2 separate regions of the Homo sapiens genome follow, and region 2 is linked to region 1. The links are chromatin loops, found by intact Hi-C in ENCODE. Cell type or tissue: heart left ventricle. All regions are shown on one strand. Each heading gives the region's core, and the rest is flanking DNA. Links, peaks and the distances in the headings are about the cores only. Region 1 holds the start of COL4A2-AS2 (COL4A2 antisense RNA 2). Region 2 overlaps RAB20 (RAB20, member RAS oncogene family).

Region 1 (5,374 bases), core at 152-5,151:
CCTCCCCCGCCAAAAAAAGTAGACTATTCTAAAATGGGTGGTGGAACCCTATTTTTCCAAGGTAAATCATGAAATATACAATTTCATTTTTGCAACAAACACACACTGGTGTTGAAGGAGGGGCTACCTAGTAGCCTGCAGAGACCCCAGCATCATTTCCTCAGGGGAGGCTGGGGTCAGAGGCGCGGGAGGCAGCCATGGAGGGAGACAAGACCCCTTCCTGTGCACCCTCCAGCCTCTGAGCCTCTCCTGCCACCACGCCTTTCCCACTGCCAGCTCTGGAGCATTCTCTTCTCAGAAGGACCTTGCAACCTTATTTCTCACGTCTTTTTTTCTAGATTCCATTTTCCTCCCTCTAGTCACCAAGCCTGTACCTCCTTAAGCTCTTTGTACTGGTTTCCTGGGGCTGAGGTCACAAACTGCCACAGACTGGGCAGCTTAGACATCAGAAATGTATGGTCTCACAGCTCTGGAGGCTGAAAGCCGACATCAAGGTGTCTGCAGGGCTGGTTCCTTCTGAGACAGTGCGGGAGGATCTGTCCCTGCCTCTCTCCCAGGTTCCCGGAGCTCTGGCATTCCTTGGCTTATAGACGGCTGTCTTCTCTCTGTCTTCTCATCATCTGTCCTCTCTGTGTGTCTGTCTCTGGGCCCAAATTTCCCCTTTTTATAGGGAGAGCGGTCATATTGGAATGGGCCCATCCTAAAGACCTCATCTGACCTTGAGCACCCTCAAAGACCTTATTTCCAAATAAGGTCACATGTCTAGGTCCTGGGGGTTAAGACTTCAGCATCATTGGAGGACGATTGAAGTCATAATCCTCTTTCTCCTCCTCAGAGCCTCACGCCTGAATTCTATTCGCAGCTTATTTGCCTCATTCCATAACCCATGTCTTCTCTAGTTTTAACGTGGGTCATGTCTGTAATAACACTCTTGAGTGCAGTGGTACAATCAAAGCTCACTGCAGCCTCGAACTTCTGGACTCAAGCCATCCTCCTGCCTCAACCTCCCGAGTACCTGGGACCACAGGTGCACACCAGCACACCCACCTAATATTTTTAAAATTTTCTGTAGAGATGAGATCTCTCTATGTTGCCCATGCTGGTCTCAAACTCCTGGGCTCAAGTGATTCTCCTGCCTTGGCTTCCCAAAGCACTGGTTTTATAGACATCAGCCACCACACCCGGCCCACATTTTTACAATTTAAGTGCAGTTTTTTGGGGCCAGAGAACACAGATAATTCTATGATTGGGTATCTTAAAAATCTCATCTGGGAGGCAACAGGGTTAAATAAGAGGCAAAGTCATAATTGGTCACTTTAGCCAGAAGAGGAGGATGAGTGATGATTCCTGTGGTTGGAACAGTCTTTGGCCTGTTCAGTGTCATGTGGGGTGGGGGTGGTGAGTGTATGTGTGGTGTGTGGTGTGCTCATGTGTGTATGTGTGTGGTCCGTTTGAGTCTGGATTTGTTACGGTAGTGGTGGCCTTCCCTGGAGTTGGTGCCTTGTGAAGTTGGTGACCAGGAGGTGCACCTGTCCAGCCATGGGGTTCACCCACCCCTGCGGCTCCCAAGCCTGGCTGCCAGTCCCAGCCCAGCTGGGGGCAGGTGGTCGGAGCAGGGTTAGGGGTAGGGGTGAGGGTTAGGGTCAGGGAGAACCTTGCAGCCTCAGCTTCCCATTCTCGGGGTGTAGGGACTTTCCCAGTGCTTGTGTGCCTTCCTTGTTTGGTGGCATCTCTAAACCAAGAATGTCAACTTCTGCCTTTAGAAAACTCGTGATCCTGCCTGTGCCACCTTCCAGTGGCATCATCCCCACTGCTGTCCACTAAGTTTGGGGCATCTGCCCTGTGATCTCTGCAACAGCCTTGTGTCCCCCTCCCCTGTGAAAAAAAGCTAAAACACAGGGGTACACCACTTAATCAAGGTCTCATAAATAGAGCTGGACCGGTGTCCCTGCCCCGCTCCGTCATGCCTTTGACAAGGAAGGGGCTGTGGTGTCAGTGGAGAGCAGGGTTTGATTTCTTATAAGCAGCTGCCTCATTGTCATGAGAACACCCAGCCTCGTCCCGTGGCTCAGCAGATGAGCGGGAGCTTATGCGCATGGCTGTTCCACCAGCACGTGGGGACAGCACCGAGCCGTGCCGTGGTGTGTGCGCAGATCACACCAGCATCACTGCTGCCAGCCTCCCCACCCCATCCCTGCACCTCCCACCAGCTCCCCCCCGCACCCTGCAGCTGGTGCTTTCATCCACAGGGCAGCCCCTCTCCATTCCCAATCCTGTAATCTCTCCTGACTTCTGAGGCGCACACGGCTCTTTCCTTGTCCAAATTAGCTTCCTTTCCTTTAACAACGTAGCATCTCTTAAAATAACAGCCATTTTACCGATGCTAAATTATAACAACAAAATCATGTGTTTCTTTCTCCACCCACAGTAGAACACAAAAGCCTGTGCCTTCGCTGTTCTGGAGATGAAGGCCCAGGCTGATGCAGGGGAGCTGGCGGGTGGGAAGAGAGAAATGCTCAAGCATGTACATGTGCCTTCCAGAACCGGCTTCCGTGGCATTGCTTAGACTGCTACACAGTCTGTCACTGGCTCCTGTGACCTGGCTGACCATGGCACTAGGTTCCTGTTCATCTCTGTTGTCTTTCTGTTCTGGATCCATAGCTCAGAATTCCGGGAAATGGGAAAGGAAACAGGGAAGTCGAGGCGATCTTTAACATTAGTATATATTTTAAGAAATAAACTGAATTTTCACACAGGGTGATGGCATCAAGGGCCCTCCAGGGGACCCAGGCTATCCAGGAATACCTGGAACGAAGGGTACTCCAGGAGAAATGGGCCCCCCAGGACTGGGCCTTCCCGGCCTCAAAGGCCAACGTGGTTTCCCTGGAGACGCCGGCTTACCTGGACCACCAGGCTTCCTGGGCCCTCCTGGCCCCGCAGGGACCCCAGGACAAATAGGTATGAAGGAATCCTCCCTTTTACCTTTCACAGTCCTGAGACATTCCACGCTTTCCTTTGTCAGTGTAGACGTTTCCCAGTAGAGTCAGATGAGGATGCTGTTTTGCCTCATCTGTTCTCGCACGTACAAGGGATGACCCAACTGTGAGGTTTCTGAGCCCCCACCAGCCTCCCCTCAGCAGCTGAAACATGCAGCCTCTCCTGTAGGACTACAGTGACAGAGGCCTTGCCCGGAAGTTCAGAGATGGCTTTCCCGTTCCCTGCCCATTTCAAAGCCTTCCTGCCCCCACCAGCAACATATACGACACACCTTCACACACGTGCACGCCCCAGACGAGCCAGTAACTCTTATCTGTTTCAAAATTGCCTCACTCTGTCCTTATGTCTTCCCCCCAGATTGTGACACAGATGTGAAAAGGGCCGTTGGAGGTGACAGACAGGAGGCCATCCAGCCAGGTACTCTGGGAAGTGCAGGTGGCTTTAGGACACTAGAGAACTCTCATTTGGTCTGCTGGTTAAGCTCTTGCAGTATGCGTGGGATAAGAAATATTAATAATATGTGCAAGCCACGTTTGATTTCCATGGCACAACATAGTGGCCTGGTGAGCACTATACATTGCATGAATGACAACCTGGTAGAGACGGAGAGACATTTAACCAAACCCCTCTTGTCAGAAATCCTTTTTCACTGGAAAGCACCAGTGCATTCCAACTCAGCTCCACAGGCACGTGTGCTGCCAGGAGGGTCCAGGCAGAGGAGGCTGAGCCCAGCCCAGACGGTGGCGAGGATGTCAGGCCAAGATGGGAGCCTGGTCCAGATTCCCAGGCACACAGACAAAAGAAAGCTCCAAGAGTGACTGTTCTTGCAAGAGAGCCTCTTAGACAAAGGGCTCTCACAATACCCCAGCTGGAGTGTCACTGCTCCCAGCCACACCAACCAGAAGTGCCCACAGCCTTGATTTAATTTTGCAAGGTGGCTGATTGCTGTGGTTCACTCTGAAAGTAAACAAAGTCACAAAGGAGAAGTCAAATAATTCATTTTGAAATCGCAGGCTATCTCCATTGCTGGCAGATGCTTCCAGACAAAAGAAAAGCATCCACACTGACTTGCAGGGTAGCAGCCAGATTAACTCGGTTTGCACCCAGGCTACTGCCCTGCAGGAGGGAATCAATTGTTTGCCAGCACAGTGCCAGTTTTTATTTGACTAGACTGGCTTAGTTTGCATTTTATACGAATATTTTGATTTCATTACACAATGAAATTAAACTTTTATTTACATCAGAACCAAGATGAATTAAATCATTAAGTTACTCTGATCCCAGAATGGTAGCCGGTTTGCACAGCTCGTGCTTTTGCCCTTGGGGATCCCCAAGGCCGTGGGACTCAGTGTTTAGGATTGCTTGGGCTCATCTTTTCTCCTTTCTGTCCCCAGGTTGCATAGGAGGGCCCAAGGGATTGCCAGGCCTGCCAGGACCCCCAGGCCCCACAGGTAATGCACGGAGGGAACCTGGAGTGCACCCAGCCTTCCTCCCACATCTTCACACTGCTGTGTCTCCCCCGCCCATCTTTCCTCTGGTCCTGCATCCCCCACCCCAGACATGGTCGTGTCCAGCATCTCAGCACAAACTGGTCTTGCGCCTACAGGGAGCCCACTGTCATTTGCCACTATAGAAAAAGGAGTCTGGTAGCTGACACTTAGTTGGGGCCAGGCTAGAAGAGAAAATTCAGCCATGGCTGCAGGGGAACGCCCCCAGGGGCAGAGATGGAAGCCTCGTGTTTAGGACTGGAAAGGGGTTGCACTTCTATGTATTTTCTTTTTATGCCTTTCCATCCCAGGATCTAGGGGAAGAACCTACAGGAGAGGATGCTTTCATTTGGGTTTTGATTAACAGGAAACGGGAATAAACAAGGCTAGAGTGTTTTGTCTCTAGCACCTGGGAGGACCTGGGCTTCTATCTGCTGGCCCAGGCCATCTCTCAGCCCATGTGAGAAAGAGTCTGGGTGCCCTTCACAGAGCCCATGCCTAAGGCCGCCTGCGTGTCCAGTGTTGGCGGTGCAGGCCTGGCTGGCCACCACTGCCGTCCCGCCTGCGCTGCGATTCTGCTGCCCTGCACTCCAGGGTCTCCGTGGGCCTGTGAGCATCGGGGAACACAGAGCCAGGGCTTCCACTCAAGCAGGAGGAGGGCTGGACCCTGAGAGGTGGCTCTATGCCTGTGTCCATCAGCCTGAGAAAAGCAAGTTCTCTGAGCAGTAGGAATTCCCCTTTGGATGTCTCTTCCACTCGGCCTGTGATGGGGCCGGGGAAGCATGTCACTTGGGTAACTCAGTGTCACAAGCACCAGACACAGCCAGAGCTGTTCTCACTTGTTTCTTCTGGAACTAAGTCCCCACCTATGCAAGATGAATAGTGCAGAC
Region 2 (5,374 bases), core at 243-5,242, 82 kb after region 1:
AAGAGGCTGTCCTTTCCCCCAAAGGTTCTTGGCATCTTTGTCAAAGATCAACTAACAGTAAACGTGTGGATTTGTTTCTGGGCACTCTACCCTGTTCCATTGGTCAATGTGTCTGTTTTCATGCTGAGGTCATGCTGTTTTGATTACTATAGCTTTGTAGCATATTTTGAAGTCAGGCAGTGTGATGCTTCCAGCTTTATTATTGCTCAAAATTGAGCAAGAATTTTGCTGGCTATTTTGGGTCTTCTGTGGTTCCACATAAATTTTAGAATTTTTTTCTATTTCTGTAAAAAATGCCATTGGAATTATGATAGTGATTGCATTGAATCTATGAGTGGGATTTTAAAGCAATTCTACCTTGACACATGTTAAAAAATAATTTTCCAAAAAGGGCAAAATCATGACTCTAATACAGATGTAAAAATAAAGACACGTTAAACTCATGCAATGAAGGAGCCAGACCTAGGTCATAACCAACTCAAAGAAGTCAAGGCACAGAGACGTGTGGCGCAGACAGACGGGAATACTGGAGCCTGTGGAGGGTGACATCTAGGAAGACACATGGAGAACCAGAGAGGAGTGCCACAGTGAGTGTGGAAACACAGGTAAAGCGCCTCACCGAGGGAAAGTGACGCACCACACACCCTCAAATCTCAAGTAGGTCTCTGATATGGTTTGGCTGTGTCTCCGTTCAAATCTCAACTTGAATTGTATCTCCCAGAATTCCCACGTGTTGTGGGAGGGACCCACAGGGAGGCAATTGAATCATGGGGGCATAGTCTTTCCCGTGCTACTCTTGTGGTAGTAAATAACTCTCATGAGATCTGATGGTTTTATCAGGGGTTTCTGCCTTTTGCCTCTTCCTCATTTTCTCTTGCCGCCACCATGTAAGAAGTGCCTTTTGCCTCCCACCATGATTCTGAGGTCTCCCCAGCCATGTGGAACTGTAAGTCCAATTAAACCTCTTTTTCTTCCCAGTCTCGGTTATGTCTTTATTAGCAGCATGAACACGGATTAACACAGTCTCCATTAAAAAATACCTAAGAGTGTAACTGGGTTGTTTGTAACGCAAGGGATAAATGTTTGAGGGATGGATACCCCATTTTCCACGATGCAATTATTATGCATTGCATGCCTATGTCAACACATTTCATGTACCCCATAAATATATACGCCTACTATGTACTCATAAAAATTTAAAAAGTATTAAATAAGTGTATTATGTCTCCCAAAATAGTGCCCATCCTAGCACCCCCTTCTCTTCCTCACAGCAAGTGTTAGAAATCGTATTGTGAATGCTCTTTGTCTGTGGTCGGTCTCCCCAACTGGACTGCGTATTCTGTCTACTGCCACTTGCCCACGCTTAGCAGAGCATCTGATTTATAGGCAGTCCTCCAAAAAGTGCTGAATAAATGAGCAAGTTCACACTCACTGAGTGTTCACTCTACACACATCAGGATATTAAAACTAGAAGGAGCTTGGAGATCCTTGTGCTGAGGTGGTGACTGAGGTGGACACATGGGCCCCCAGAGCTTGGGCAAGTCTAGAGAAGTGCATCAGTGCCACCTTGGGAAGATGATAAAATTCCTGCACTCCCCCTCAAAAAGAAGGAAATACAAAGCAACATATAAAAAGGGCACAATAGGAGTCTGTAAAATATGCCCTGTAATGTTAAGGACCTCTTTACAGTCCTTCGTTCTCTATTATTAAGCAATTAATGACTAGAGCCTTGCTGTGGGGGAAAATGCTGCATTTACTTCTGAGCTCTACATTCCTGTTTCATGATCTGACTCCACAGAAACACCGTGGATCCTGTAGTCTTCACCCAGAAGCCAGGACCAAGCATACAGCAAAGCAGATGAAAAGTCAATGTCCAACCAGAGCCATTCCAATCCATAATTCTGAAAGTGATTCCTTCACATAGCAGAGAAACCCCATGAGATAGGCACCAAAAAAAAAGCCTCAGCCATTTAATCCTTATCACCCTTTACAAAAGCTAAGGGAACCTATGATGTGCCAGGAGAAAGAAGATGACATTGCATTACTGAGAGTCGAGAACCATGCTGGGCTCCCTGCACATCTGTCATCTTATTTAAGCTTCATAACTGTCCCTGGAAATAAGGTTTATTACTACAGTTTTAAGAAGACATCACTGAGACTCAGAGACAGGATCATATCTTCATTTTGTTTTCTAAAAGTGTTCCAATTGATTCATCTAAAAAGAAAACCTGCTGATCCCAAATACAGCTGTGAGGGAAAGGTACAACCCTAAATTCACCTATTTGGGCAACATAAGTCATTTCAAGTTATGCCATGAGATGGTAGCGTCCCGAAAGGCAGTTCCAACCCACAAGGAAGCACAGTCACACATGAGTCTTCCATTTCTAAGTAGAAATGCCTCATTTTTTATTGATGCACTCAGCGGCTCTGCAGGCCACCCTTGGTCTGTGTGACAGGGCCACTAAGCGTGTGTCATGGCATGGTGCTGGGTGACACCCAGGCTCACAAATCTTAACTGACCTGGAGCATCTGTGAACAGTACAAGCTGAACTTCTGTTTTTTTTTGTTTTTTGGGTTTTTTGTTTGTTTGTTTGTTTGTTTGTTTGTTTTTGAGACAGGGTCTCACTCTGTTGCCCAGGCTGGAGTGCAGTGGTGCAGTCACAGCTCACTGCAGCTTCAAACTCCCAGACTCAAGTGATCCTCCCACCTCAGCCTCCCCAGTAGCTGAACCTACAGGTGTGCACCACCATGCCTGGCAATTTTTTTTCAATTCTTAGTAGAGACAGGGTCTCGCTATGTTGCCTTGGCTGGTACCTATCTTCTGACTTCAAGGGATCCTCCCGTCTGAGTCTCCCGAAGTGCTGGGATTACAGGCGTGAGTCACCACGCCTGGCCAAGCTGAACTTCTGTACCACAAACAATAGAAAGTGTTCCTCCTTCTCAAGGACTCATATGTCAGAAGCCTGGAATGCCGCCAGTCAAGGCCAGGAAGCTGACTGTTGCGCCAAATCACAGCGGTCTACACGGCGCCTCCTCTAACCAGACTGTCCTGAACTAGAGCAGCCAAGGTCAGGGAAGGGAACGGACCCCTGCCCCAAACACACTGAATCAGCTGGCTCTGCATAAATGAGAAAGCGCAGCTCAGACACGAGGCGCAACAAGCTTCCTATGTGAATGAAGTGCGCTTAATTCTACACGGGGAAAGCGTTAACAGGAATCTTAACACATTGATCTCGTTAGTGATGAGACAGGCCACAGGTTGAAACTGTTTTTCATTTACTATCGTTGGGTGCAGCAGGACTTTTCTAGTTCACAGGCACCCCATGCACGAAATAGAACGTAGCCCGATGTACATTTATTACCTTGTGTGAGTGAATGCATACTTGGAGCAATTCCTTTCCAGTTCCACTCTCACTTTAGGATCCAAGTCACTTCTACGAAGGACACAGCAGGCTGGTGAGATTAAGTGCATAAATCCTCGGACAGGTCTGCCCAGATCAGATCCCCACTCCACCACTCCTGGAAAATAACCTTGCTACCTGCTACGGTGCCAGAGAGGATTAAAGGAGCTAAAATGGGGAAGCGTTTTGCAGAGCCTCTGGCACATATTAAGTGTTGTGGAAGCATCGGCTATAATTTAAGGCCAAAGCTATAAGGCCAAAGTCTGTAGACTGGAACCTCAGTCTTGGGAAGCCTGCATGACCCCACAAGCTAATGCTAATCAGCCTACACAACAGTATTGCAAATAGGCCGTCCCATTTATTCTTTGTATCTAAACACTTACTTTAAAATATAGGTAAGCATTTCAGATATAACCTGGAGCAAAAAGTTTCCCATAGCAGGTATTCTATAACTGTGAAGCTACCACCAGAGCAACTCCTTATGCCGTCAAGGCTCTTAGTAATAAAATTGAGAATTTCCAAAATACAAATAGGAAACCTGGTCAACAGACTACAAAAATAAAAGACACTGTTATCCTCAAGGCAACTTCAGTTAGAATGCTACATCTTTTTGATCCAACAATTTTTCTTTTATGGATTAGAAAACACCATAATTCGGCCGGGCACGGTGGCTCACACCTGTCATTCCAGCACTTTGGGAGGCCCAGGTGGGCAGATCACTTGAGGTCATGAGTTCGAGACCAGCCTGGCCAACATGGTGAAACCCCAATTCTACAAAAAATACAAAAATTAGCCAGGTGTGGTGGTGTGCACCTGTAGTCCCAGCTTCTCGGGAGGCTGAGGCAGGAGAATTGCTTGAAGCTGGGAGGTGGAGGTTGCAGTGAGCCGAGATCACACCACTGTACTCCAGCCTGGGCAAGAGAATGAAACTGTCTCAAAAACAAAAATAAAAACAAAAAAAAACTCTTGTCATTCTGGAAATGTCCACAATTCAGTCTCACCTGCCTCCATCCTCATGAAGGCACCAGGGGAGCGCGGTGGGCTCACCTGATTTCTTGGTTAGGTCTGTTCTGTTCCTTTTTTATGCGGGGTCTGTCGGTGGGCACTGCTCCAATGTGAGGGGTCCAGGCTCCATCGTAGCCTCTTAACCAGCTCAGTGCCAGGAAGGGTGGACTTTGACAAAAACCCACCTCAAATCTGCACTCCCCAACCTGGAGTGCAACCTGTGGCAAGCTCCCTAGGCTCTCTGGGCCTCAGCTTCCTCATCTGCACCGAGAGGTGAGGATAACACCAAGCACACAAAGTGGATGCCGGAACAATGGACAATGCCAGAAGGCACTGAGTGTGATGTCTGGCACCCAGAAGCATGATAAATGCCTGCTGCTCTCACAGCCCAGGGCTCCAGCCAGGTAAGGGCTGGGTCCCTACAGAACCCAGAGGCCTGAACATGTGTGTGATGATTCCAAACTTCCCAGGCCAGTTTTTCATAGGACACTACCCTGACTTCCTTGCAGAACCCTAGCAGTAGGTAGCTGAGCTATTTCAGAGGCTTAAGACCAGTGTGCGGAGAGCGGTTAGGCCAGAGGGAGGAAAGACATCCGTTGCCATCAACATCTTGTGAGTCCACAAAACAAATCAGCAAATATTTACAAAATGCTTTGCTTGGAGCTACAAGCTTAGCTTGGTCTGTGTTAGAATATAAGCTACTAAAAGTTAAGTGTGTTGATTTGTATCAGCTTGGGTTAAGCAGGAAGGAATATTTCAGACAAAAGCTGAATTCTTGAATGCAGATTCATTTTGCCTGTGCCCTTTGGCATTTCCGAATTTCTAGCTTCTTCAGCCCTGAATCTGGAATCCAGGGAACTCACCACTGTGTCTTTTCATCCACGGTTCCTAGCTCATGATTCTTACAGCCATTGTTACAATCTATTGTTATAATGTTGGGTGCCTTAGGCCTCAGGAACAAAATCTTT

Evidence for each region. Hi-C counts contacts between places; a loop is a spot of excess contacts. Peaks named below come from ENCODE experiments on the same cell type or tissue, not always from the same donor. Only the 100,000 strongest peaks of a DNase experiment are listed, where the experiment ranks them.
Region 2: it touches region 1 in a loop (2.9-fold over the local background); 9 of 110 quality-filtered maps call a loop at or near these places.

Annotation. Positions count from the first base shown.
Region 1 is chr13:110,462,649-110,468,022 of GRCh38, forward strand. It overlaps COL4A2 (collagen type IV alpha 2 chain), which reads left to right. Exons shown (of 48, transcript NM_001846.4): 25 at 2,757-2,958; 26 at 3,355-3,414; 27 at 4,392-4,448. It overlaps COL4A2-AS2 (COL4A2 antisense RNA 2), which reads right to left and starts at 639. Exons shown (of 5, transcript NR_171022.1): 1 at 375-639. In heart left ventricle, for the core only: no CTCF peak of the experiment used is centred there; DNase peaks (open chromatin) are centred at 2,063 and 2,883.
Region 2 is chr13:110,544,145-110,549,518 of GRCh38, forward strand. The region is part of intron 1 of RAB20 (RAB20, member RAS oncogene family); the gene reads right to left. Among named protein-coding and RNA genes, the nearest start is that of RAB20, 15 kb to the right of the region's middle. In heart left ventricle, for the core only: no CTCF peak of the experiment used is centred there; a DNase peak (open chromatin) is centred at 2,977; H3K27ac peaks cover 895 bases.